2 separate regions of the Homo sapiens genome follow, and region 1 is linked to region 2. A link is a loop called in an ENCODE intact Hi-C map of the cell type or tissue named here. Cell type or tissue: B cell. All regions are shown on one strand. Each heading gives the region's core, and the rest is flanking DNA. Links, peaks and the distances in the headings are about the cores only.

The links. Hi-C counts contacts between places; a loop is a spot of excess contacts. Peaks named below come from ENCODE experiments on the same cell type or tissue, not always from the same donor. Only the 100,000 strongest peaks of a DNase experiment are listed, where the experiment ranks them.
Region 1: it touches region 2 in a loop (4-fold over the local background); 5 of 110 quality-filtered maps call a loop at or near these places.

What each region holds. Positions count from the first base shown.
Region 1 is chr2:111,152,461-111,160,460 of GRCh38, reverse strand. The region is part of intron 3 of BCL2L11 (BCL2 like 11); the gene reads right to left. Among named protein-coding and RNA genes, the nearest start is that of BCL2L11, 36 kb to the right of the region's middle. In B cell, for the core only: no CTCF peak of the experiment used is centred there; DNase peaks (open chromatin) are centred at 2,450 and 3,260; H3K27ac peaks cover 2,948 bases.
Region 2 is chr2:111,212,028-111,229,471 of GRCh38, reverse strand. LOC124907867 (periaxin-like) reads left to right here. Exons shown (of 2, transcript XM_047446748.1): 2 at 4,258-6,877. The coding sequence starts at 4,259. The coding sequence ends at 6,427. All of the region lies in intron 3 of MIR4435-2HG (MIR4435-2 host gene), which reads left to right. Among named protein-coding and RNA genes, the nearest start is that of BCL2L11, 100 kb to the right of the region's middle. In B cell, for the core only: no CTCF peak of the experiment used is centred there; DNase peaks (open chromatin) are centred at 7,571 and 9,901; H3K4me3 peaks cover 409 bases; H3K27ac peaks cover 343 bases.

The DNA of each region.
Region 1 (8,000 bases), core at 1-8,000, 64 kb after region 2:
TCTCAGGGTAAGGGGCTCCAGTGGCCCTGTTGCTGACCAGCATCAGGTGGGGGGCCTGACTTCAAGGCACGTGTCTGTGTACCCACTAGGTCTGATGGTAATAGCTGTGTCGCCAGCACAAAACAGTAAACAAGATAATAAAGTAAGGACAATACAGAGGCAAATAAAATGAGAGGGAAAAAAACCACTGGCCAGAGAGGAAGTGGGGGAGCCAGGGCAGGAAGGCACCAGGGTGAATCCCCACATCAAGCCCCAAAGGAAGAGGAGAATTTCTTGGAAGGACAAGAGGAGAATGGGCAGTGCAGGTGGAGAGAGAAGCTGGGCAGAGGCAGCAAGGCCAACAGGCAGAAGGGGCCAGCAGTTCAGTAAAGATAATCTCAGTAGTGGATAAGTATTTATCATAAACCAGAAGGAAAGATTATGCCAAGTTGCAGGATTGCTCCCCCACAGACTGTGCCCTCTAAGTGTAAAGGCATAGGATTATGTGTCTACAAGTTCCTCAGCATAGACTTAAGCAGTCTTTCTCTGAAGATATGAACAATGCCCTTTGAGACGGTGTCGAGCATTCAACAGGGAATTCCTAAATAGTTCTTCACATGTCCCCATGACACCAGATGGCACAAGCTCATCTGGGTGGCAACCTGGGAGGAGCTGTACCACAGGAATGCCCTAGCGTGGGGTTCCTGCTGCCTTGCCAGGGGCTGGAGCTGCCACTGCAGCGAGGAACATTAAGTGCAGGGCAGAAGCATCTTCAATTTACACTTGGGACGACCAATTAAGTGTCAGGGAATTTAATGACATTCTAATGCCAAAATAATCACAGAACACCACTCTCTTGCTCAGTCCAGGGAAGCAGATGCTTGGAAAACAATAGAGGCCCTGGCCCCAGGGAACTGGTCAGGTTGAACAGCAGACAACTATAGAATGCAGCTTTGGATTCAGCTTCACTCTCCAACAGTGAGAGGAGTCGAACCTTTGAAAAGCTGCCTAGGGCACTCCAGGCCTTTGGACTTTGTGTGCCCAAGCTTGGGGATGGAAGAATTGCCATGGCCACCACTAAATGAAATAACCTAGCCCATGCTTTTCAGTCCCCACAACAACCCTGAGTGCCAGGGTAGCATTCCCTATGCTGTTTTGCAGCCAGTGACTACAGAGGTCAAGCAAGTGACTCAAAGTGCAGCTGAAGACAGTGGCAGGACAGGATGGGTACTCTTGGCCCACATGAAGATGGAATGCCAGAAGCAGGAAAGAAGTTAAACGAGGGCTTTCAGGCCAGCACCTTCCCTCCTCGCACACCCTGTGCCTGTGCCTGTGCCTCTGCTGGGAAGGGCCCGTTGCTCCTCAGACCTGAAAGGGGCCTTGTTTCAGGCTGAGCTGAGGCCACAGAGGTTCTGGAGTGCGAATTGAGAATCACTAAGTGATTCCTACAATGCAGCTCAGAATACAGCCCACTCATCCATGCTCCAAAGGCAGGGCTGACACCCACTGGGCCCAAGGACTCGGTAAGTACAACACAGACCTAGACATAGCATGGCTCAAAGGGGACTTAAATTAAGAAAGCGCAAATGTGTGTAACACAATTTAAAAAAAAAGGTTGAGATCAGACATGACATCAAGGAGTTATCCTGGGAACCAGGGGTGAGATGTGCTGTAAGAGAGCCACAGTTTAGTTAAGAGTTTCCTGGCAGTCAGAGCAACGAGGGAAAAACGACAATTTCATTGTCATATCAAAGCAAGCTCAATTCCTAATTCTAAGAGGCATTCAAAAACAAGGTATACCTATAGAACTCTGAGATGCAGAGGAATTTAACTTACTCAAAAACTTGTTTCTTACAGAATTTCAACAGTAAATGTATAGGATGTCCTGAAACTTATTTTTTATATATATTTAAGTGTTTATATATATACTATAAATTATTATACATTATATATAATAGGAGGCTGAATTTTGGACTGTGAGACCAGGAAGGACAGAGGGAATCTCTGCTCCAGGCTCAGGCAACTGAGGAAGCAGTCTCTCTGGTTGGTGTCTGATCCCCACAGGCTGCAGAAGAGAGGGCCTGGGATGGACATCCAGGAGCCTGAGAATACCCAGGGGCTGTCACGGCATCTTTAGGGACACTGAGGTGGCAGGGTGGGACATGGAACTAGGAGTCACCCCCCTGATTCTGTTAGAACTACCACTCCACGACTCGTTCATAACCCAGCAGTCTAAACAGCATTTTAACTGGCAACTAAGTGACACAGAAGTCAGAGAGAAAAAGGCCCAGCACACAGTTGAGCATGATGTGGAGCTCTTCAGGAAGATCTGGTCTCTCTCCACTTTCAGACCAACAACCACAGTCAAACGGCAGCTGAGCTGGTATTTCAGCACTGGTTCCATATGCATGCTGTTTTCAGGTGTCAGAGGAGATTGCTACAATACTGCCCAACACCAAATCCACTTTCTATTCATCACCAAGGCAACATGGATATTTGCATAGCTTGTGCCTGCTGCACTTTGATGTCACCACAGCTGGGGAAAGGGCACTAGGAAGTTCCCTCCCAGATGCATGGTACCTTCACCCCAAACCAGGAGAGCACTCTCCCCTAGCGTTGCAAAGCTATGGGTGCTGCAGCTGATCTGCTATGGTGACAATGTGGTCTTCAGAAGTCAGATAAAAACTACATTTGCATAAACCAAACTTTTATCCTATTTTTGACACACTATTTCAAAGAAATTATGATAGTTAAGGCTTATTGTGACACAAATCTCTTCTCCAGTGAATGTCCAGGTGAGGCTGTGCACTGAGGCTCTTCAGGCAGCACAGCACAGCCCTCCACTTGGTAGGTCTCTAGCCTGTCAGACTCCAGACCTGGTGCTGGCTAAACTGGGGAACAACTCCCACCTGCCACTTCTGAAATCGTCACTGTTCTATGGCCAACCACAGAGAAGAGACAGATTGTTCTGACATCTGTGTGAGGCACCAGTAGTTGGAATATTAGATTCAGAGAAGAAACACACTGTTCCAAAATGTTTCAGCCTCAGAAAAAAGCTAAGTGAGACGTAACATAGTTTAACCACAACTAAAACCTCTCCACTTTGTTTCAGGTGGTAGAAGTCTAGTGAAGGATGATATGAGAAGCTTATTATTTTTGAACGTCTGCAGCAGGGCCAAGCCTTAGTTTGTGTGCATCTTCATTTCCTCCTCAAGAGATTTAAAAAAAACCCCAGTTAGACCTCCTGAAGTCCCCTTCCAGGCACCTGCATCTCCTTCCTCATGGTTATGTGTTAATGGCCTTGATCCAGAGCTGCAAGGCAGCCCTGCAGGTGTAGGCACCTGCCAAACAGATGAGCACTCACACGTGGTGCAAACAAGCACAAGTCCTTTAGCCCGATGCCCATCCAGCCATTTAAACACACACCAGTGCCTCAGCCTCATCTCATATTTGCCTACACCCAGACACAGCATGTGCAGTAGGGTCAAACACACAACTTGTTTAAAAAGCAGTTCCAGAGTATTTAAAAGATAGACAGGTGAACAGAGTTCCTGGCATCTCCCTTTCTAAACGCCGAAGACCCATTGAAAAATGTTTCAATTACAGTTCAAAGTGAGAGGAAACAGAATTACGATAACAGATGATAATAAGAATTTTCTAGCTCCATCTCTAAATGTTCTTACTTAATCTCCACTACATGCCTAAGGGATAGACCAGACAATTGGCCTCCTAAAGGTTAAGGGTAGAGTCAGGGCTCTAGGTCTGACCCCAAAGTCCCCACACTTCTCTGTGAGTCGTGTTTTCCTACGAGATCACACTCTGGCTTCAACGAGTAACAGAACGCGCTTGTTTGGAAAACCAGCAATCCATAGTCCACATAATCCCAGCCACATGTTCTCCCAAAAGTCTGAGGGGAAGAACCAAGGAGCTCATCACCTCTGGCCATTGTACTTCTGGGACGGAAACGGGGTAGTCTAAGACAGGAAAGAAAGGCTCCTAAACCCAAACACTGAGCTGCCTCCTCCAGCTTTAAGGAAAACTCTTGCTGAACCTGAATGAAAACCGTGCCACTGATCAATGGCAGGTACCAATTTATCTAAGCTCCTCATGACTGCTTTTGTTATGAAAACTGACATTCTATCAACTCATGTGAGTGAAGTGTGGGGCAACCTATCATTGCATGAGTTAGGTCTAATTTGAATTTAATATCTGATGTGCAGATTTCCACGACTCTTTTCACAGCCAGTAACAGAAAGCAACTTCTTTTACTAAACTCCAACATTCAATTAATGAAGACCTCCAAAGTACGCTGAGAACACACGTTTGGGTTTGTGTTCAGTTTGTGCAATTACCAAGCAGGCTAAACTTTAGTCCTTGCCTTTGTACATTATTCACAGAAGAGTGACTACCATTTATAAAAACAAGAATGAGATAGCACTGGGGATTTCACTTCTCAAGAAGGAGAGCATATAAGTATTTCAAATTCATACAGAGCACAGGAAAATGCTAATGTAATGACACGTTAAATTCTTTCCATCAAAATCAGTCTGCAAGTCACCTTCTCAACTCTACTTTGTCTCATTCAGGGCTAGATTTTGGTCTACATGCACTTCAATCAATTCCTGTCTGCACATGCCCTGGACAGAGTAGGAAGTAGGCAGTGTAAACAAAAGATCACTGTTTCTTGTGATCAAACAATGAAAGGGTTTTTATTCACTGCTGGCCTCATCTGGAGAGCAGCTTCATGTGCTGCTGTCCACTGCAGCCCACCACCAGGACATGCCCAGGTCACAGTTAGCCAAGAGCAGTGTTCCTGCACATGGAGTGACTTGAGCTGGACAACCTGACTGTGAAGAACCTAGAAGCCACAGAAGGTAAACAACTCCAGCTTCAGTATTAGGGGTTATGGAGGGGAAAGAGGGAGGCATGTTGGTTGCAGAATGGGTCCAGTTATTCCAAGAGTAAGCATTTTTACATTCTAAGGGCTTCTGACTGCAGCCCCAGCCCATGGTCAAGACTCCCACCCAAGTAGACACTATCCTTCCAGTACCTCCGGCCCACATCTACAGAGGGTCGCAATCTACACTTGCTGGCACTGCGTCCAGCAGATGAACCGGTACATGCGCTCACACAGTTTGGGTGATGAAAGAAACTGGCAACCGCTACTGAAGAACAGTCTGGCTGTCTTGGGCTGACACACTCACCAGGAAGAGAAGGTGCAGGCTGCAGAAATACAAACACTGCACCACTCAGGTAAAGGCAAGCTGCTCACTTTCTCACAAATTCCAAAATATTTAGTTTCTCAGAGAACTTCTCTTCCCTCCATGCCTACTAACATCCTTACGCTACCTAGCCTTTACCAATAGCCTCCCTACTCGCCACTAAGGAGTCTCACAAGCTTGGAGTCTTTTAAGAGTGCCCTGCACAGCAGACCTGCATAGGAAGAGCTGTGAGGGTCAGTAGCCCTCTGGCCAAAGTTCATTCCGCAACAAATGACTTTTAAGAGCTCCGTGACCTTCACAGCCCCTGGGCTTTGTCCCACAACTGGTTCTCCCTGTGCCTGCACTACTGGTGCCTCCCGCCAAATCATTAAGAATCTGAGCATCAAAATAAATATTGACAGTAACGCATTGCAGCCCATTGAATAAAACAGGAATCTATGAATCCAAGTTGTTATACTAAATAACTATATAAGAGAGAAAGGAAAGCTCTTTGTCCTTTATAATCTCTGTCCTATTACAAATGGAAAAGTACTAACTTCACAGTGGAAGACTGTGGAAGATCTTTGATCCAAGATCCACCTTGGATCAAAGTGAACCTCATCAGTAACAGGACAAATGGACATCATGTGCTTCCTGCTGTGCCACACTGACACATCACCTCTGGAGTGCTCCCATCAGAAATGCAAAACCTGAGTCTCATCATGCAGAAATATCAGATAAATCAAACTCAGGGAGTCTGCAAATTACAACTGCCCTGATCCTTCAAAAATGTCACTGTCATAAAAGACAAAGACAGAGGAACGGTTCCAAATTAACGGAACCAGAGGTAAAACACGTGAATTCAATGCATTATCCTACATTGGCTCTTAGGCCAGAAAATACATTTTTTCTTTTTTTTTTTTTTTTCTGAGAAGGGCATTGTTGGGACAAGTGGTAAAATCTGAATAAGGTCCATAGATCAGATAATAGTTTTGTAACACTATTTGTGAATTTTGATAATTACACTGTGGTTACATAAGGGATTACTCCTATTTTTGGGAAATATACACTGAAGTATTTTTAGTGTAGGAAAAGCAGTATCATGTCTGTAGTTTTTTCTGAAATAAATTGTACATGTGTGCAAAGAGGGAAAACATGAAAACAAGTGGGGCAGATATAAAAGGGTGGTTCTTTGTGTCATTCTTGCAACATTTTTGTAAGTCTGAAATTATTTCCAAATGAAGTTACCAAAATCCACTGGAGTAGTAAAACTCCGACTGAATAGAGGGGCCAGGCCGTTCAGCCCGGCAGGTTCACCTGGGAATGACACTGCATCGGGAGAGAAGAGGGGACATGCACTGGGACTTTGCGCTCACCTGTGCCTCTCTCACCTCCTCCTTCAAGGATTCAGCCTCCACAGCTCCGTCTCAAACGCTTCCCCACTGCCCTTAAGTGGACTGAATACATGACAACTACACGACAACTTCCTCTATTTCTCTAACTGGAAAAACGGGAAAATATCCTGTCAGGCTTTGCAAGGCTCGTGGCAATAAAAGACTAACACTTTAGACAAGGCATTGTAATAGCATTAAGCAAATAAAGACACTCAACATTTAAAAGGTTAATATCCATCCTAAAGCAGCACAGTGAGATACACTCGCTTGCCAAGAGAGGATAATTCCCTTGTGAAGACAGCAGGTAATTTGAATTCATTATTTCCCAAAACGGCCTCCCATTACCTTCCCAGATTTCTGCCCCCAATATTTAACAATGGACCATTAAGTGTGATTCCAGACAATGGACTGTTTTTAATCTAACAAGTATCAAGACGGGTGTCTGTGGCTTTGAAGATCACGGTGTCACTATCCACAGCATCATCCAGTGTTTTGAACTATTTTTTTTTTTAGATGGAGTTTCGCTCTTGTGGAGGCTAGAGTGCAATGGTGCAATCTCAGTTCACTGCAACCTGCGCCTTCCAGGTTCAAGCAATTCTCCTGCCTCAGCCTCCCGAGTAGCTGGGATTACAGGCACCCACCACCACACCCAGCTAATTTTTTGTACTTTTAGTAGAGACGGGGCTTCACCATCTTAGCCAGGCTGGTCTTAAACTCGTGACCTCTGGTGATCCACCCGCCTCAGCCTCCCAAAGTGCTGGGATTACAGGTGTGAGCCACCGTACCCAGCCTTGTGTTTTGCGCTATTTATAAAATCTGAATATATTTACCTTTGTTTTAGAAAAATTGGGTTATAACCTAGAATCTATCCCTACTCCTTCCCCCTAATATCCCAGCCTACTAACAAAGCTAAAGTCCTTTAATGATTTGTGACTGTATTTTTGCACTGAATTATTTTTAAGATATGCAAAAGATGCACAATGACAAAACCTTGTAAATACTGCAATCAGACAAATTTAATTTACCAAAAGCATGGGAACAATAGGTTGCATCTTATTGGAAACACAGACATGACCATCTTAAACATACGCTTAAACATTAAACTGTGAAATGACATTGGGAGAAGAGGAGGGGAGGCAGGCTATGAACCTGTTAGGTGCTGCTATCACATCCTCAACAGAGAGGCAAGGTAACAAAGACAACCCAGCAGCCTAGGTTTCATCTGCATATGACTCAAACTATTCCCCACCTTGACAGCCTTCACAAGAGGATGGCCGGGGACTGGGATGCACTCCAGTCCCCATGCCAGCCTTAGCCTATGTCTTGTCACTGACCACTCATGGCAGCCATGGAGGTGCATCCACCAGGTCCATCTGGGCAGGCCCACAGGAAAGCCTTGTGGAGTCATGCATTCATATTGCATGCT
Region 2 (17,444 bases), core at 4,906-12,905:
ATTCAAATGATCTATTTCATTTTAGATAAATTGTGGAAGTTTGTGCTTTTCAAGCAATTGGTCCATTTCATCTAAGTTGTCAAATTTATGTATCTGGAATTATTCATAGTATTTTCTTATTAACCTTTTGATGCCTGCAGGGTCTTTAGTGATATCCCCTGATTCCTGATGTTGGCAATTTATGTGTTCTTTTCTTCTTTGTCAGTCTTGCTACAGGTTAGTCAACTTCATTGACCTTTTCAAGGACTAGCTTTTGTTTCATGGATTTTCTCTATTGTTTCTTTGTTTTCATTTTTACTGTTTTCTGGGCAATCTTTTTTTTTCCTTCTGCTTGCATTGGGTTTATTTTGCTCTTCTTTTTCTAGTATCTTGAGGCGAGAGCTTAGCTTATTGATTTGAAGAATTTCCTCTTTAAACCATGGGTTACTTAGAAATGTGTTGTTTAATTTGTAAGTTATTTGAGATTCTCCTGCTATATTTCTGTTACTGATTTCTTGTTTGATTCGATTGTGGTCCAAGAACACACTCTGTATAATTTCGATTATTTTACATTTGCCAAGGCTTGTTTTACAGCCCAAGATGTCATGTATCCTGGTATATGGTCTTTGGGCACATGAAAAGAATGTGTATTCTGCAGGTTTTGGGTACAGCGTTCTAGAAATGTCAATTAGACCCTGTTAATTGAAGATGTTGTTGAGGTCTTCTGCATCCTTGCTGATTTTCTGCTTGGTTTTATATCAGTTGGAGAGAAAGGCAGAGAAACAGTAGCAAAATGCCCAATGATAATTATGAATTTGTCTATTTTTCCTCTCAGTTCTGTTGGCTTTTACTGCACACCTTTTGGGTGCCTTCTTCTTGGCGGGGGGCAGCCCAAGCTTCCTGCGTGTTCTCCATTCACACTGCATGGAGGAGGGTCAGCAGCTCGTTATCTCCAGGCAGGAAGTCCTGTCCAGACTCTGCACCTGGCCTTCCTGACACTACCTGGGGAGCTGGGGTTGGGAGGCTGAGGTCCCTAGTCGGGCTGCCTTCTTCTCTGTATCTTTCAGTCTTCTTATGTTTGTTTTATACAATGCCTTAGTTGTACTTAGTGAGAAGAATAAGGAAAAATATATCTACTCCATCTTTCCAGAAGCAGAAGTCTCAAAGCACTGAACTTTAAAAATCACTAATTGATCCCGTTTAGCTGTGCTACTGTGAATGGTGACCAGGGTTGGCTGGTGCCCACCTTTCAGAGGTGGCACACTAGAGAGGAGTGCACAAGACACCGACTGCAGTGTGGCGGGGTGCATCTCAAGGGCAGGTCGGACGCCAGGCCCTGCACACGAGAGGTGTTCACTGGGCTCATGGGGTAGAGGAGCCAGATCCGTGAGGCCTGGAAGGTCCCACGAGGTGCCTGGACTTCAGCCTGAGAGCAGAGGAGGCCACATATGGGTCACAGCAGAAGTACGGGTCAGAAACAGATGTTAGTAATGTCACTGCATTCAATGCACTGCCCACTGGGTTGGCCCCAGTTGCATCCCCAGACTGCTCAAGGCAGGAGGAAGCCACAGGAATTAAATGTGTGGAATGTGTGGAATGTGTGGTGCTGGCTTAATGCTTCTGTGTTAGCAATTTTTTTTTTTTTTTTTTTTTGAGAAAGGGTCTCACTCTGTTGCCCAGACTGGAGTACAGTGGCACGATCTTGGCTCACTGCAACCTCCGCCTCCTGGGTTCAAGCGATTCTTATGCCTCAGCCTCCCCAGTAACTGGGACTACAAGCAAGCACCATCACGCTCAGCTACTTTTTGTATTTTTTGGTAGAGACGGGGTTTCATCATGTTGGCCAGGCTGGTCTCAAACTCCTGACCTCAAGAACATTTGCCAAAAGTCACACCAATTGCCTAAAAGCCACTATGTTAAAAATCAATTTGCAAAACGACCAGTTTCACAGATTCCCAAATCACTAAAAACTTCTTTGTAGTAATTATTTACAAAATGTGTAATCATATGTGTTTCACAGAAAGTTTCGAAATCTGGTAATGATTTTTTCCCAACATTTTGGCCTTTGGTTGTATTTAGTTGAGATGTTGCATTTTTAGTTTCTCTACCACTGTTTTCTATCAGATTTATAGGCATGTGGTTCATATTTCAGAAGCTGACTACTCCTCAGTAGTTACTATAAAGGTTTTGGCAATTCATGAGGCTTTTTATATTCTAACCTTTGGTTTTCAGAAAAGATGATCTTGCCCTTCAAGTGCAATTTTACACCAATTTTCGTCATCTTCTTTTTTTCAAAGTGGTTTGGCAGTCAGCCAAATAAAAGTTTTTTCTGCATGTTAATTTTCACATATCCATGACAACTTCCCCAATGACAAAATCCAAAAGTGGGAACTGTAGTCCAATTTAGACACAAGTCTAAAATTGGAATTGACAATAAATGTGGTTGAGGGAAAACCCGTCTATTGACACCAAAAAAATATTGTGTGTTTGAGAAGTGTCCCACTCCTGAAATATGGAAACCCACATGAAATTGACATTTACCAGGGAGGGACTGAGAAATCCACAGCAAAACGGCTGATAAAAACATACCTGACACTTGCAAACTAAACTGCTAAATATAAGTGAAATAGAAAACCAAAGCTGGGGGGAAATCCTCAGTGTTTTAGAAACCAGAGCACACAAATTGTTATAATTTTAAAAGTAATTAACCAAAGCAACTTTTGGGTGAATTCCAGAGATCACTTCTCATGGAAATTGATCGTTTGGAAAATTAATTTTCAGCAAATTGTTTTTCAATTAATTGACTTTTGGGAAATAGTGATTGGTAATTTGGCAAAATTACCAAATCACCTGCACCCAGTCACCTGCAGGGTTTGATGCTGCCTCCAGGGCAGACGGGGAGCATCTGAAAGCTGGAAAGGAACTTGAGTTGTGGGGTGGAGGATGCTGTCCTCCATGTGTGGGAGGAAAGATGGAAGGAGCAGCACAAAGACAGAAGAAACTGACCCATTTCTTCAACCTTTCCATTTTTCCTGGGTTTTTAACCTCTGTAAACCAACAATCAGGAACCTGCAGCCCCAAACCTGCCAGCCTCCCTCCTGATATAACCAATGAAATGGACAGACCCTCCTCACAGTCAGGGGGAAATAGACACTTGTCTACCCCTGCACTGACTCAAGCAGAATTATGTTTCTCATTCATATTCTAATTCTTATGGCTATTTTCTTCTTTTTTCCACATATTGATCTAAACCTTTGTCCCTAATAAAGACCTCCAAACTCTACTGACACAAAAGTGATTGGGCATGAGTGACGTTTACTGGGCTTTGAGGTTACCTGGTTAAGCAGGTAACTGCAAGTGGAATCTTAGTCATCCCCAGTCTGCCAAGCCATGCCTGGCTGCCCTGAGAAGTTCTTCGCATGACCTCTCTTCTTCCACACATACTCAGCTCCTCTCCTCTCTCTTTTGAGCTCCACCTCCTTTCTGCTCACTCCTCCTCCCTCCCACTGGTTCCCCTTCAATCCTCCTGTTGTTTTCTTGTACAACGCCTCTTACTCTGTCCTACCCTCTATTTCCACATGTTGATAGAGAAAGCTCACTTTCCAGAGCCATGCAAGCTTAAGAAGGTGCAAAAGAAACTGTGCCACTCCCCTGAGACAGAAAAGTCTGCTGCATTTCTGTAAACTGCAATTTAAAGCAATCCTCCATGCTTTACATGCGCTAAAGTCCCCCATCCTGACAAAAACCTCTCTCTTGACCACATTTTCCCCTCTCATCCCACCTTCCTTTCACAACCAATCTTCCTGAACCAGCTACTGATACTCGCTGCCTCTTCTTTGTCCCAACCAGTGGACACTTCCGACCTTTTTCTTACTTAACCTTCTTTTAATGTTTGACACAGTAGACACTTCTTCCAGAAACCCTTTTGTTGTCCACCTGCTCTGGCCAGGATTTCTCAATCTTCTTTGTACCGTCCTTCTCTGCTGTTACCATCTTAGAGGTCAGGGAACCCAGCTTTGGCCTTGGGACTCACCTCTTCTATAGCAGGACCTACGTGGTCCCACTCAGCGATAGACTCAGCCGTGGATTTCACCACATGTTGCCTTGGAGTCTTGGGTCCTTGTCCTGGGCTTGAGCCACTGAGGACACACCCGAATATCTCCCGGATGTCCAGAATACGCCATCTGCAAAACTGAACTCGTCCTCTTTCCCCCGAATGTATCTCCCAGATGTCCAGAATACGCCATCTGCAAAACTGAACTCGTCCTCTTTCCCCAGAATGTATCTCCCGGATGTCCAGAATACGCCATCTGCAAAACTGAACTCGTCCTCTTTCCCCAGAATGTATCTCCCGGATGTCCAGAATACGCCATCTGCAAAACTGAACTCGTCCTCTTTCCCCCGAATGTATCATCTCCCAGATGTCCAGAATACGCCATCTGCAAAACTGAACTCGTCCTCTTTCCCCCGAATGTATCTCCCAGATGTCCAGAATACGCCATCTGCAAAACTGAACTCATCCTCTTTCCCCAGAATGTATCTCCCGGATGTCGAGAATACGCCATCTGCAAAACTGAACTCGTCCTCTTTCCCCCGAATGTATCTCCCAGATGTCCAGAATACGCCATCTGCAAAACTGAACTCGTCCTCTTTCCCCCGAATGTATCATCTCCCAGATGTCCAGAATACGCCATCTGCAAAACTGAACTCATCCTCTTTCCCCAGAATGTATCTCGCGGATGTCCAGAATACGCCATCTGCAAAACTGAACTCGTCCTCTTTCCCCCGAATGTATCTCCCGGATGTCCAGAATACGCCATCTGCAAAACTGAACTCGTCCTCTTTCCCCAGAATGTATCTCCCGGATGTCCAGAATACGCCATCTGCAAAACTGAACTCGTCCTCTTTCCCCCGAATGTATCTCCCGGATGTCCAGAATACACCATCTGCAAAACTGAACTCGTCCTCTTTCCCCCGAATGTATCTCCCGGATGTCCAGAATACGCCATCTGCAAAACTGAACTCGTCCTCTTTCCCCCGAATGTATCTCCCGGATGTCCAGAATACGCCATCTGCAAAACTGAACTCGTCCTCTTTCCCCCGAATGTATCTCCCGGATGTCCAGAATACGCCATCTGCAAAACTGAACTCGTCCTGTTTCCCCCGAATGTATCTCCCGGATGTCCAGAATACGCCATCTGCAAAACTGAACTCGTCCTCTTTCCCCAGAATGTATCTCCCGGATGTCCAGAATACTCCATCTGCAAAACTGAACTCATCCTCTTTCCCCCGAATGTATCTCCCGGATGTCCAGAATACGCCATCTGCAAAACTGAACTCGTCCTCTTTCCCCCGAATGTATCTCCCGGATGTACAGAATACGCCATCTGCAAAACTGAACTCGTCCTCTTTCCCCCGAATGTATCTCCCGGATGTCCAGAATACGCCATCTGCAAAACTGAACTCGTCCTCTTTCCCCAGAATGTATCTCCCGGATGTCCAGAATACGCCATCTGCAAAACTGAACTCGTCCTCTTTCCCCCGAATGTATCTCCCGGATGTCCAGAATACGCCATCTGCAAAACTGAACTCGTCCTCTTTCCCCCGAATGTATCTCCCGGATGTCCAGAATACGCCATCTGCAAAACTGAACTCGTCCTGTTTCCCCCGAATGTATCTCCCGGATGTCCAGAATACGCCATCTGCAAAACTGAACTCGTCCTCTTTCCCCAGAATGTATCTCCCGGATGTCCAGAATACTCCATCTGCAAAACTGAACTCGTCCTCTTTCCCCCGAATGTATCTCCCGGATGTCCAGAATACTCCATCTGCAAAACTGAACTCGTCCTCTTTCCCCAGAATGTATCTCCCGGATGTCCAGAATACGCCATCTGCAAAACTGAACTCGTCCTCTTTCTCCCGAATGTATCTCCCGGATGTCCAGAATACGCCATCTGCAAAACTGAACTCGTCCTCTTTCCCCCGAATGTATCTCCCGGATGTCCAGAATACGCCATCTGCAAAACTGAACTCGTCCTCTTTCCCCCGAATGTATCTCCCGGATGTCCAGAATACGCCATCGGCAAAACTGAACTCGTCCTCTTTCCCCAGAATGTATCTCCCGGATGTCCAGAATATGCCATCTGCAAAACTGAACTCGTCCTCTTTCCCCCGAATGTATCTCCCGGATGTCCAGAATACGCCATCGGCAAAACTGAACTCGTCCTGTTTCCCCCGAATGTATCTCCCGGATGTCCAGAATACGCCATCTGCAAAACAGAACTTGTCCTCTTTCCCCCAAATGTGTGTCCACTGCTTGAACCAGGAAACTGGATATCATCTTAAATCCTCCCTTTCCCACCACCACCAAATCCAAGCTGGGGAGCCCCTCTTCTTTACTGCCTCTGAAAACCGCACTGTCCCCCCACACCCCATGGATCCTGCTTGAACCCAGGCACTCATCACTTCTTCGCTGGGGTATGACCATTCCCCTGGCCTTCCTATCTTCCCATCTATGCCCAACATGGCTGCCAAGGGGATCTGTCCTAAATGCAAAGTTAGCCATGCCTGCCCTCCCTCCCCTGGCTTGCCTGAAATCTTTCAGGAAGCTCAGAGCTTTTAAGACAACATTTTGAGAACAAGGACCTTTTGCAATTTTACGTCTTCTGTTTTCTGGAGTCCCCAAATTCAGCTCAGCCTTCATGGCTTCTAAGAAACTTGCCTTGACCTCATCTTTCCTATGCGTTCTGTGCCTAGCTAGCAAAATTCTTAGCTGACATTACTTTGATCATGAACTTTGTTGCCTGTGAGTTCCCAGAGGGCAGGCCAAGTCTGACTTGGCTTTGTTGCAAAGTCTAGCACATGATGGACATTCAATAAAGTTTTGATAGAGAGAAAAGCAAAATCTCAGACTTCTTAGCTCATGATGTCCCAGTGAAGAGCTTAAATGTGTGTGTGGTGTGGAGAGAGATAGGCAGCCCCACAGTGAGCCCCAAAAGCCCAAGGAAGCCACGGTGTGGCCAAGAAACTTTTCAGGCAAAGGCAATCAGTGTGAGGGTGCAGCCTTCCTCCTGATAGAGGAAGTTGTAATTTTTATTATTCTGTCTCCCTGGGACTCTGTTCAAGGAGGCTGCTGCCAGGGCAAGGGAAGGTAGGCCTGTGGGGAGGGTCTGTTTTGTCATGAACATTTTCAGGAGGGTGATTGAACAGCATAAAAATGCTACATATATGTTGATTGAGCATATAAAATGGATGTCTCTGCCTCAAGACAGAGGGCACATTTTCTATGCCGAGACCTTTCCTTCTGCCTCATCATGTTTGACTTAGTGACACTGTGGTCCCCACCTGGCTCACCTTCTCAGCACTGATGGGCCAGATATGGTGGTGTGGCAGTTGAAGGGGATGAATGGTTTAGAGCCTTCTTGAGTCAGGCTGCCAGTCCTTGTGGGGCTTTGCCACTGTGTTGCTCCTCAAATTCCACTGACCTGTGACCAGACACAGTCCAAGCAGGCCAGATTCTTTCCTAGTGCAATACCCACTGGGCATTCCAGGTATAGATGATGTCACTGAGAGGGCAGCCAAGCAGGAGGTGGCACCTGGTGCCCAAGTCTAGCCCAACAGGCCAACTTCTGTTGACAAGGGAAGTTGGTGTCTAATTCACTGTGACAGAACGGAACTCTTGCCAAGTCCCTTTTCAGAAAGGGGGAAGCCACTTCAAAATAAAAATAAAGCTGGCTCTACAAAATATGGCGTGCCTGGTATCAATGGCAGAGGTGGCAAGCTCGCAAAAGCTCTATGAACAATAACTTTCCACAGTATAGACACCAAAGGGAAAGACAGCAGAGCACTTAGCTGGCTTAGACCCGTTCTGGTATAACTGGCCCATGAAAAACTATTCAACAACCATATTAGTAATCAAATTGAAATAAATATCAATGAAGAGCTACCTTTTGCCCTGATACATTAACGAAAATTAACATTTCCATTGCAATTTCCAGTGCTGACAGGGATATGGTAAAACTGCTATCTTCTCAGATTGCTCTTGACAGTATGCATTTGTACAGTCTCCCATGGAGATCAATTTATCATGATGTGTTAAGAATTGCAAGAGTGTTCTTAACCCTCTCTACAAAAAAAAAAAAAAAAATCCAAAATATGGAGCAAAGTATCACTTGAGTGTTAATTGTCATTTTGATAGGTGTATGCAGTGCTAAAATTACAGTTCATTATAAATGTTTTAATGTTGTTATGCATGTACATGGTGACTATTGTTCATGTAGCAACATGGAGGCATGCTTTTGACAGGAGCAGGGCACAACATTGTGTGCATATAACCATGACAACATTCACAAGAAAGAGGAGCCCAGTCAAACCCACCAAAATGATAACTGTGGCTGTATTTGGGTGTGGGGGTGAGAGGGTGTTACTTTTTCTTTTTCAAATTTAGTGTAATATGATATTACAATAAAAACCTCTTTTTGAGGCTTGAGGGTGCCAAGCAGAGATGTAAAGCGCAAGTGAGAATACTCCCCAGGTAGCAGGGAGGAGCCAGCTGGGATTGGACTTTGCTTTATTTTGGACAGGGCAAGGGTAGAAGCTGGGCATGGAAGCAGAGAGGCTTTTACTCCCCAGCATGGAAGAGACAAGTTAATTTTTTTTTGAAATAGTTTCGCTCTTGTCACCCAAGCTGGAGTGCAGTGGTGCGATCACGGCTCACTGCAATCTCTGCCTCCCAGGTTCAAGTGATTCTCCTGCCTCAGCCTCCTGAGTAGCTGGGATTACAGGCACCCACCACCACACCCAGCTAATTTTTGTGTTTTTAGTAGAGACAGGGTTTCACCATGTTGGTCAGGCTGGTCTTGAACTCCTGACCTCAGGTGATCTGCCCACCTCGGCCTCCCAAAGTGCTGGAATTACAGGCATGAGCCACCATGCCCCGCCAGAAGAGACAAGCTAATCTTAATTGGGAAAAATTTGGAAACCTCATAGAGGGCTCTTTGGCTCTCTAAATGAGTCTGTCAGGGCCCATGAGGATGCCAGGGGGACCTGAGAAGAAGTAAGATCAACTCTGGAGGCTCCAAGGTGCTGAGGAGGAAGGAGACCAAGGAACAGGATGGGGGCTGGGGGGAGTGGCTTAGAGGCTTCCATGGACAGGTGAGAGTCACAGTGCTTGGGCTTGGGGGAACTGGAAAACGGATTCTGGTCTTCTAGTGGGAGAGAGGTAGAGTGTGGGTCTGTGGATGTGTTCATGATTTTGTCCTCAGAGAGCAAGCTTGAGTTGAAAGAGTCACTGGGATAGGTATATGGAGTAAACACGTGGCATAGAGCTTCATATCAGGATTTCATGTAGTAAAAGCTAGCTGAAAAATGGATGGATGAACAAGTAGATGCATGAGGCGTTATGCTAAGCATTGAGGTGCAATAACGTGGTCTCAATGGCTCTAACACTGTCCAATCATAATTCTCTGTTCACCATGAGTCACTGCAGCTAGCTCTTAGAAATATTGAGATCCGTTTTCTTAAATAATCCCTGCTGAGAATATTTGTCAATCAACCAGAAGGCTTATATGGAGATACTGTGAGCTTCTTACAGTTAAGCCTTACAGGATAAAAAAAAGAAGCCCAAGACAGAGTTCTGTTCTACAAAGGGCACCCATCTATTCCCCTATCCCCACACAAGTTTCTCCTCCTTGAGTTTTGTCTAATATTCTATTAGGGCCAATGCTACAAAATCAGGGGCATCATACATGAAATGAGAGCAATGAATAATTTGTGAGGACAACCGAGAAGAGTCCATTTACGATGCGAGAAACGAACCTGACTGTAAATCAGGTGAAGGCAAATATCTTCTAGAGTTAAAAGCAGACAAGAAAATATGCAAAATTAAGGGGAAACCACTTCATCTTCATGACGTGTGCACTACACTCTCATTTGCACTGGGAGTGACGTTAACTCACCAGTTTATTTGCAAATGGACAAAGAGGAACCTGAAACACTTTCATTACCTTAAAAGAGAAATTTGCCAGCTAAAAAGAATGCTCCCCTGAAAGCTCATAATCTTAGTCAGCCTCTTCTATGCTCCCCAGGCCACTGCTTTGCTGAGTCATTCTACTATGCAGCCCCTCAGACACAAAGCCCGGCGGCCACCTGCCCACAGAGGCACAGAGGGCCAGCCAACTGCAAGCACGGAACTTCAGGATCTTGCTTTTCGGGTTATTTTCACTACTGTAATTTTTTTGTCCTTAGGTAAAAAGGATAATAATTGTGGAAAATTATGTCCTTAGGTTAAAAAGATCCTGGATCATGCCAGATATTAAAATATGGATAAAATTGGCATGATCTTGGAATCTGAACAGAAAAGAAGCTGCTTTTAGCTGTTTTCAACTGTTTTTAGCTTTTCTGTCTAAACAGCTGTTTATTCTGTTTCACAAACTCTCTTAGCAGAATATTTAGGCAAAAAAGAAGAAAAAGAAATTGCAGAATAATAGGTCTAATATAATCCCAGTTCTAATCACACATAAAGAAATCTGAATGGTTTACAAAACCATTGAGAGCGGTGATATAAGGGCTGTGACTATAGAGGAATCTCATTTTCTAAATTTTGTTTTTCTCCAATGTATGAGAACTGGGATTACAGTATACCTATTATTCTGCAAAATGAATCATTAGTTTTTATTTATTACTCTTGCGATTAAAACTAGTAAACATTAAATTTGAGAGATGACCAGGCACTAGGATGCACTTTGCATGGGAAGTTTTCCTAGTGGTGAAATATCTTCTTAATTAAGCTGTTTATACTCTCCTCTATAATCATTTAGTCTCATTTCCTTCTTGTTTTGGTTTTTCCTACAGATGAAGAAAGTGGTCAGCATCTTCCCTAGATCAGAAAAACTGCATCTGTTTTCCCTTTTTATTGTGAAGTTTCAAACACATACAAAGTTAGCAGAAATTATTAAATGATTGCCTCTTGGCCTTTTGGCTAAGATCAAGTGTAAAAAATTATTAAATGAGCAATTAAAAACACTTTTGAAACAAAATTAAAAATAAAAGAATCTATGTAAAGGAATATAAGATATTGAATAAGTAATGAGCTAGAAATTATAAACCTAAAAAAATACAATAACTGAAATACTCAACAGATAGCCTCAAAAGTAGTTTGGAGACAACAAAGAATGAATCCGCAAACTTGAAGACAGATAATTAGAAATTACTCAGTGTAAACAATATAGAGAAAATAGCCTAGAAAAAAAATAAATGGTTTGAGAGATCTATGGATGATAACAAAAAATCTAGCTTTTGTATCATCAGGGTCCTAGAAGTAAGGAGAAAAACTGTTCAACTGAAAAAAATAATCTAATAAATAATGGCTAAAATTTCCCCAAATTTGACAAAAGACATTAAACCCACTGATTCAAAAAGAATAAAGTAGAACAAACCCCAAATAGGATAAATCCAAAGAAATCCATACCAAGACAAATCATATTCAAATTTCTGGAAATTAAAGATGGAAAAAGGTCTTAAGAGAGGTTAAGGGGAAACAATACATTACTTGTAAAACTTAAGCCAGAAAGAAGTGGCACAGCATTTTATAAATAGTGATTTAAAAAAATCGGCAATTCTGAATGCTCTACCTAGTAAGACTATTCTAGGTATATCAGTTTAATTCTGATGCTTGTTCTGTGTCTTCAAACTATTTTTTTTTTGTCTTTTAGCATGCCTTGTAATTGTTTTTTAATAGTCAGATATGAGATACTGGATAAAAGGAACTGCAGAAAGTTGGTCTTTACTAATGTGGTAGTGAGGTGTTGATGGCAGCAGCGCTGCCATCATGCCAGCTGCAGCAGGGAGGCACAGCTGGGGCTCCACATTCCTAGGAGACTGGAAGCCAGGACAAGCTGGAGACTTGCCCTTCTGAGTTGGGGCAGCAGCTCCCCAGGTGCCAATGCACCCACCCAAACCACAGCTGGCAACCCAGGCCTCCCACTTTATGGAGCAGGCAGGGTCCCTGCCCTCCTGGGTGCAGCTGCAGCTGCAGACCCAGGCCTCCTGCTCCATGGAGCAGGGAGGAGTCCTGCCTTCCTGAGTAAGGCTGCAGCTGCTCAAGCTGTGGCTGCCGATCAGAGCCTCCCTGTGCTCTTGCAGGTGCCAGGAGCAGGGAGGATCTCTGCCCTCCCTGGTGCAGGTGCAACCACCAGATCCACAAGTGCAGACCTGGGCCTCTGCTCCACCAAGCCGGCAGGAGCCAAGGACAAGCAGGAACCCCACCCCTTCTGAGTTGGCAGGGTGGGAGCTCCCTGGGTGCAGCTGCAGCCACCTTCCCAGGTACAAGACCTAGGTGTCTCTGCAACCTACACCCTTAGGGGCCAGGGAAGGCCCCCCGACCCCGGTACCCATAAGCCCAGGGGTGTCTTCTCCAGTTGCCTGGCTTCTCACTGCTCCGGGCACAGGCTCCCATATCAGAGCAGGGTTGGAGCCAAGGCCGGGTGCTATCACAGTTTGGCATGGTCTGCACACACTTGGATCAGTGCTGGCAAGCCAGTGCCCTGCTGCCCCAGCCCCCTCCAGAATTTGGGTACCAATGAGAGTAGGAGGGGAAGCAGAGGGGAGCTCTGAGGATTGCTCAGTGCTGGCCTGCAGGTGCCTCTTGGTGCCAGCAGCCAGGGGGACAGGGACAGCAGAAGGCAGGCAGGCTCCTGGGTGGAAGTGGGTGGGTTGCCAGTAAGACCCCACCTTCAGGCCAAGGAGGGCCTGAAGGCTGGGAGCCAGGCTGCCAGACCAGCAGAATGGAGTGGGGACTTGTGGTGCCTTTTCTGGACTGCCCATGGCCCTCCATGAACTGATCAACAGGGACTTCTTCCCTCTAAGGTCCAAAAAAGCCCCAGGCTCAGCCAGAGCAGGGCAGAGGACAGATGACAGAGGACAGATGGCCTGCTGCAGTGAGGAACTACTCTCTCTTCTGAGAGCTTCAGAGACCTGCAGAGACATAGGGACTACCAGCTGCAGAGAGAAGTAACTTTCTCGAGGGCCTCCTTTCTGGTGAGAGCAGCAGATGTCAGGATGATGACCAATAGCAGAGAGGAGCTACCCTCTCCAGGGCCTCCTCTCTGCTTGAGAGCTGAGCACTCAATGGGAAGATCTGCTTACAGAGAAGATGATCTGCCTACAGAGAGGAGCTATGCACTAAGGGTTTCCTCTGAGCTGTTCTAACACTTAGTAAAGCTTTCTTTGTCTTGTTCACCCTTCACTTGTTTGCATACCTCATTCTTCTAGAGGCAAGACAGGAACTAAGGCAAAGATGCCACCAGCCACAGAGGTTTCTGGCCAGAAAATCAATACCCCAAAGATCCTGTAACAGTGCAAGAAGGCAGGCAGGCTCCTGGGTGGAAGTGGGTGGGTTGCCAGTAAGACCCCACCTTCAGGCCAAGGAGGGCCTGAAGGCTGGGAGCCAGGCTGCCAGACCAGCAGAATGGAGTGGGGACTTGTGGTGCCTTTTCTGGACTGCCCATGGCCCTCCATGAACTGATCAACAGGGACTTCTTCCCTCTAAGGTCCAAAAAAGCCCCAGGCTCAGCCAGAGCAGGGCAGAGGACAGATGACGGAGGACAGATGGCCTGCTGCAGTGAGGAACTACTCTCTCTTCTGAGAGCTTCAGAGACCTGCAGAGACATAGGGACTACCAGCTGCAGAGAGAAGTAACTTTCTCGAGGGCCTCCTTTCTGGTGAGAGCAGCAGATGTCAGGATGATGACCAATAGCAGAGAGGAGCTACCCTCTCCAGGGCCTCCTCTCTGCTTGAGAGCTGAGCACTCAATGGGAAGATCTGCTTACAGAGAAGATGATCTGCCTACAGAGAGGAGCTATGCACTAAGGGTTTCCTCTGAGCTGTTCTAACACTTAGTAAAGCTTTCTTTGTCTTGTTCACCCTTCACTTGTTTGCATACCTCATTCTTCTAGAGGCAAGACAGGAACTAAGGCAAAGATGCCACCAGCCACAGAGGTTTCTGGCCAGAAAATCAATACCCCAAAGATCCTGTAACAGTGCAAGAAGGAGAAAAGTGTTCTATAGTTTTATATCTCAGTCTTTTAGTGAGCCTGTGTCTCTAAACTGTGAACTTCAAACAGAGCTTCTCGACCCCCCCAACACTCCCCTTAGGCAGGACAAGATGGCTAGAATGAACTGAAGTTGAGTATTTCTCTTCCCCTATGTAGAAGGCTAAGGCATGCTGGAGCATGCTATTTCCTTTCTTCCAGGTTGGTTAGGCTCTGATAAAATCCCAATAGTTTAGGCTCTGATAAAATAGTTTCTCCTGAGGCCAGGCCTTTTTGACTAGAAGAGAATGATCTGACTTACTTCAAATAGTTCCTCCTCCCTCTCCTCACCAGAAGAACAAGATCTTTTTTTTTTTTTTCTGATATTCACTGTGAGAACCTAGTTGAACTCCTGAAACCAGAACTCACAAAAGTGGGAGGCCCTCCTTTGAATGGGTCCCCCTGGACTGTTTAACTCTCATACTTATTTACTGTGAATGCCCAGCAATTCATCAATTACAGTTCAGGTTTTTCTACCCCATACTGGTTCCCACAAAGGTTTCTGCTCAAGGGTTTCTGCTGCAGTAATTTGTGATTCTAAGTATTTTCTTGTCAGTCTTTCCAATTTAAGGGGCAGTAAACCTCACTTCTCTGATGGATCTAAGAGTTGTTAATTAATCAGTTTGTTCAGCCTTTTATTTGTTGTTAGGATGTAGTGACAACTTCCAAGCTCCTTACGTACTGGATTGCAAACCAGAAGTCAAACTATTCCTTAGAAATGAAGGGGAAGTAAAGTCATTTTCAGATGACAGGATACTAAAAGAATATGTCACCAGAAGACTTGCCCTTAAGGAATGACTAAAGCAAGTGCTCAGAACAGAAAGGAAATAATAACAAAAGACTTCAGGACCTCAGGAAGAAAGAAAGAAAAGTGGATATGACCATAAAATGTAATCAATTATTTAAACAAAAGTAATAACAATGTAGCGTGATGTTAACATGTATGTAAGTAAAATGAATGACAACAATAATATAAAGGTCAGAAGGGGAGAAATGGAAGTATCCTGTTGTAAGTTTCTTATGCTATACGCGAACTGGTATAATATCATTTGAAGGTAGGCTATAATAAGTTAAAGATGTGTTCTGTTAATCCTAAGAAATATGAAAATAACACAATAACAAAGAGTTACAGCAAATAAGACAACAAAAGAGATAAAGTTGGATCATAAAAATAATCAATTTGAAAAAAGTCAGGGAAAAACAGAAAAAAGAGCAAAAACATATGGGATAAATTGAGAAAAACAGTGAGATGACAGGAATTAAACCTAACTATATGAATAATTACATTAAATGTAAATGGCCTAAACAACACCAGTAAAAGGCAATTTGTCAAATTAGATTTTTTAAAATGCTAATCCAACTATGTGCTTTTTACCAACACAAAAAGGCACTTTAAATGTAAAGACATAACTATGTTAAAGAAAAAGGATGGGAAAAAGATACAATGTAAAGACTAACAAAGAATCTAGAGTGGCTATATTAATATAAAAGTGGATTTCAAGCAAAGAATATTATCAAGCATAAAGAAGAACATTTAAAAATGTTAAAGGGATCAACTTGTCAAGAGACCATAATAATCCTAAATGTTTATGCACCTAATAACAGAGCTCCAAAGTACATAAAACAGAAATCAATAAAACTATAAGGAGAAATTAACAAATACAGATATAAATTAGATATTTTAATACCTCTCTCTCAATAATTGATAGAATGAGTAAAGAAAAAGATCACCAAGGATATAGATGACTTGAACAACACTACTAATAAAATATACCTACTTGGCATTTATAGAACACGTCATGCAGAAATAGCAGAATACACATTGTTTACAAGGGCACGTGAAACATTTTTCAAGATATATTCTATATTCTGAGCCATAAACAATGCATAATACATTTAAAAGGATTCAAGTCAAACAAAGTATGTTTTCGGAGCAATCTGTAATTAAAATAGAATTCTTTAGCAGAAATCTATCTGGAAAATTCCCAAAGGTTTGGAAACAAAGTAATGTGTTTGTCAATAACCAGGGGTAAAATAAGAAATCAAAAGGAAAATTAGAAAATATCTTGAAAAATAATCAAATGAGAACACAATATATCAACAATAGTGGAATGCCACTTCAGCAATATGTAGAAGGAAATATACAGCACTGGATTTCTACTTTAGAAAAAAGAAAACATCTCAAGCCAATGACCTCATCTTCCACTTTAAAAATTAGAAAAGAAGAGCAAATTAAGCCAAAGTAAGCATTAAAAGGGAAATAATAAAGATCAGAATGAAAAATCAATAAAATAGCAGACAGAAAAAAATAGAAAAAATCAATAAAACCAAAAGCTAGTTCTTTGAATAGATCAATAAAATTTAAAAACCTCTAGGTGTATTGATTTAAAAAATTACTTAAGACACAAATTCATCAATATTAGGATTTATAAAGGTGGGATCACTCAGATTCTACAGATATTAAAAGGATAATAAGGAAGTATTGTAAACTTTTATGCCTATAAATTTTAAAACTTAGATAAAATGGATAAATTCCTGGCAAGGCACAATCTACCAGAGCCCACTCAAAAAGAAAGAAAGAACCCAGACAATCCTCTATTTACGGAATAAATTGAATGTTTAGTTTAAAATGTATGCATGAAGAAAATTCCCGGTTGACATGGCTTCACTAGTGAACTCTACCAAACATTAAGAGAAGGAAAAATAACAATCCTTACAAACGTTTTCTGAAAATTGAAGAGATGAGAATAATTCCAAATTATTTTATGAGCCTATTATTGCTCTGATTTTAAAGTGAAACAAAGAAAACTATAGATGAATAACTAACTCTCATGAACATAAATGCAACATTTCTAAAGAAATTTAGCAAATCTAATCCAACAATATGTAAAAAGGATAAAACATGGTGAACAAGAAGGGTTTATCCCGGGAATACATTGATTGGGTTTTGATGTTCAAAACCCAATCAATGTAAATCACTATTAACTACAAAATAAAAGCAATATGATCATCTAAATAGATGTAGAAAAAAAATCTGAAAAAAACCCAACACCCATTCCTGATTAAAAACTATTAGAAAACTAGGAATAGAAAAGCATTTTCTCAACCAATTGAACAATTGAAGGGTAGCTATGAAAAACCTACAGCTAATATCATATTTCATGATAAAAGATGGAGTTTTCTTACTCTAAATTCAAGAATCAGGGAAAAGTGTCTGCTCTCACCACTCTATTTAACAGTGCTGGAAATATTAGCCAGCAAAACAGATAAAGAAAAATAAATAAATGGCATAGACTGGAAAGATTCATAGTTGGCACAATTATGTATATATAAAATCCTCAGGAATGTACACTTTACATACTAGAATTTAAAAGTAAG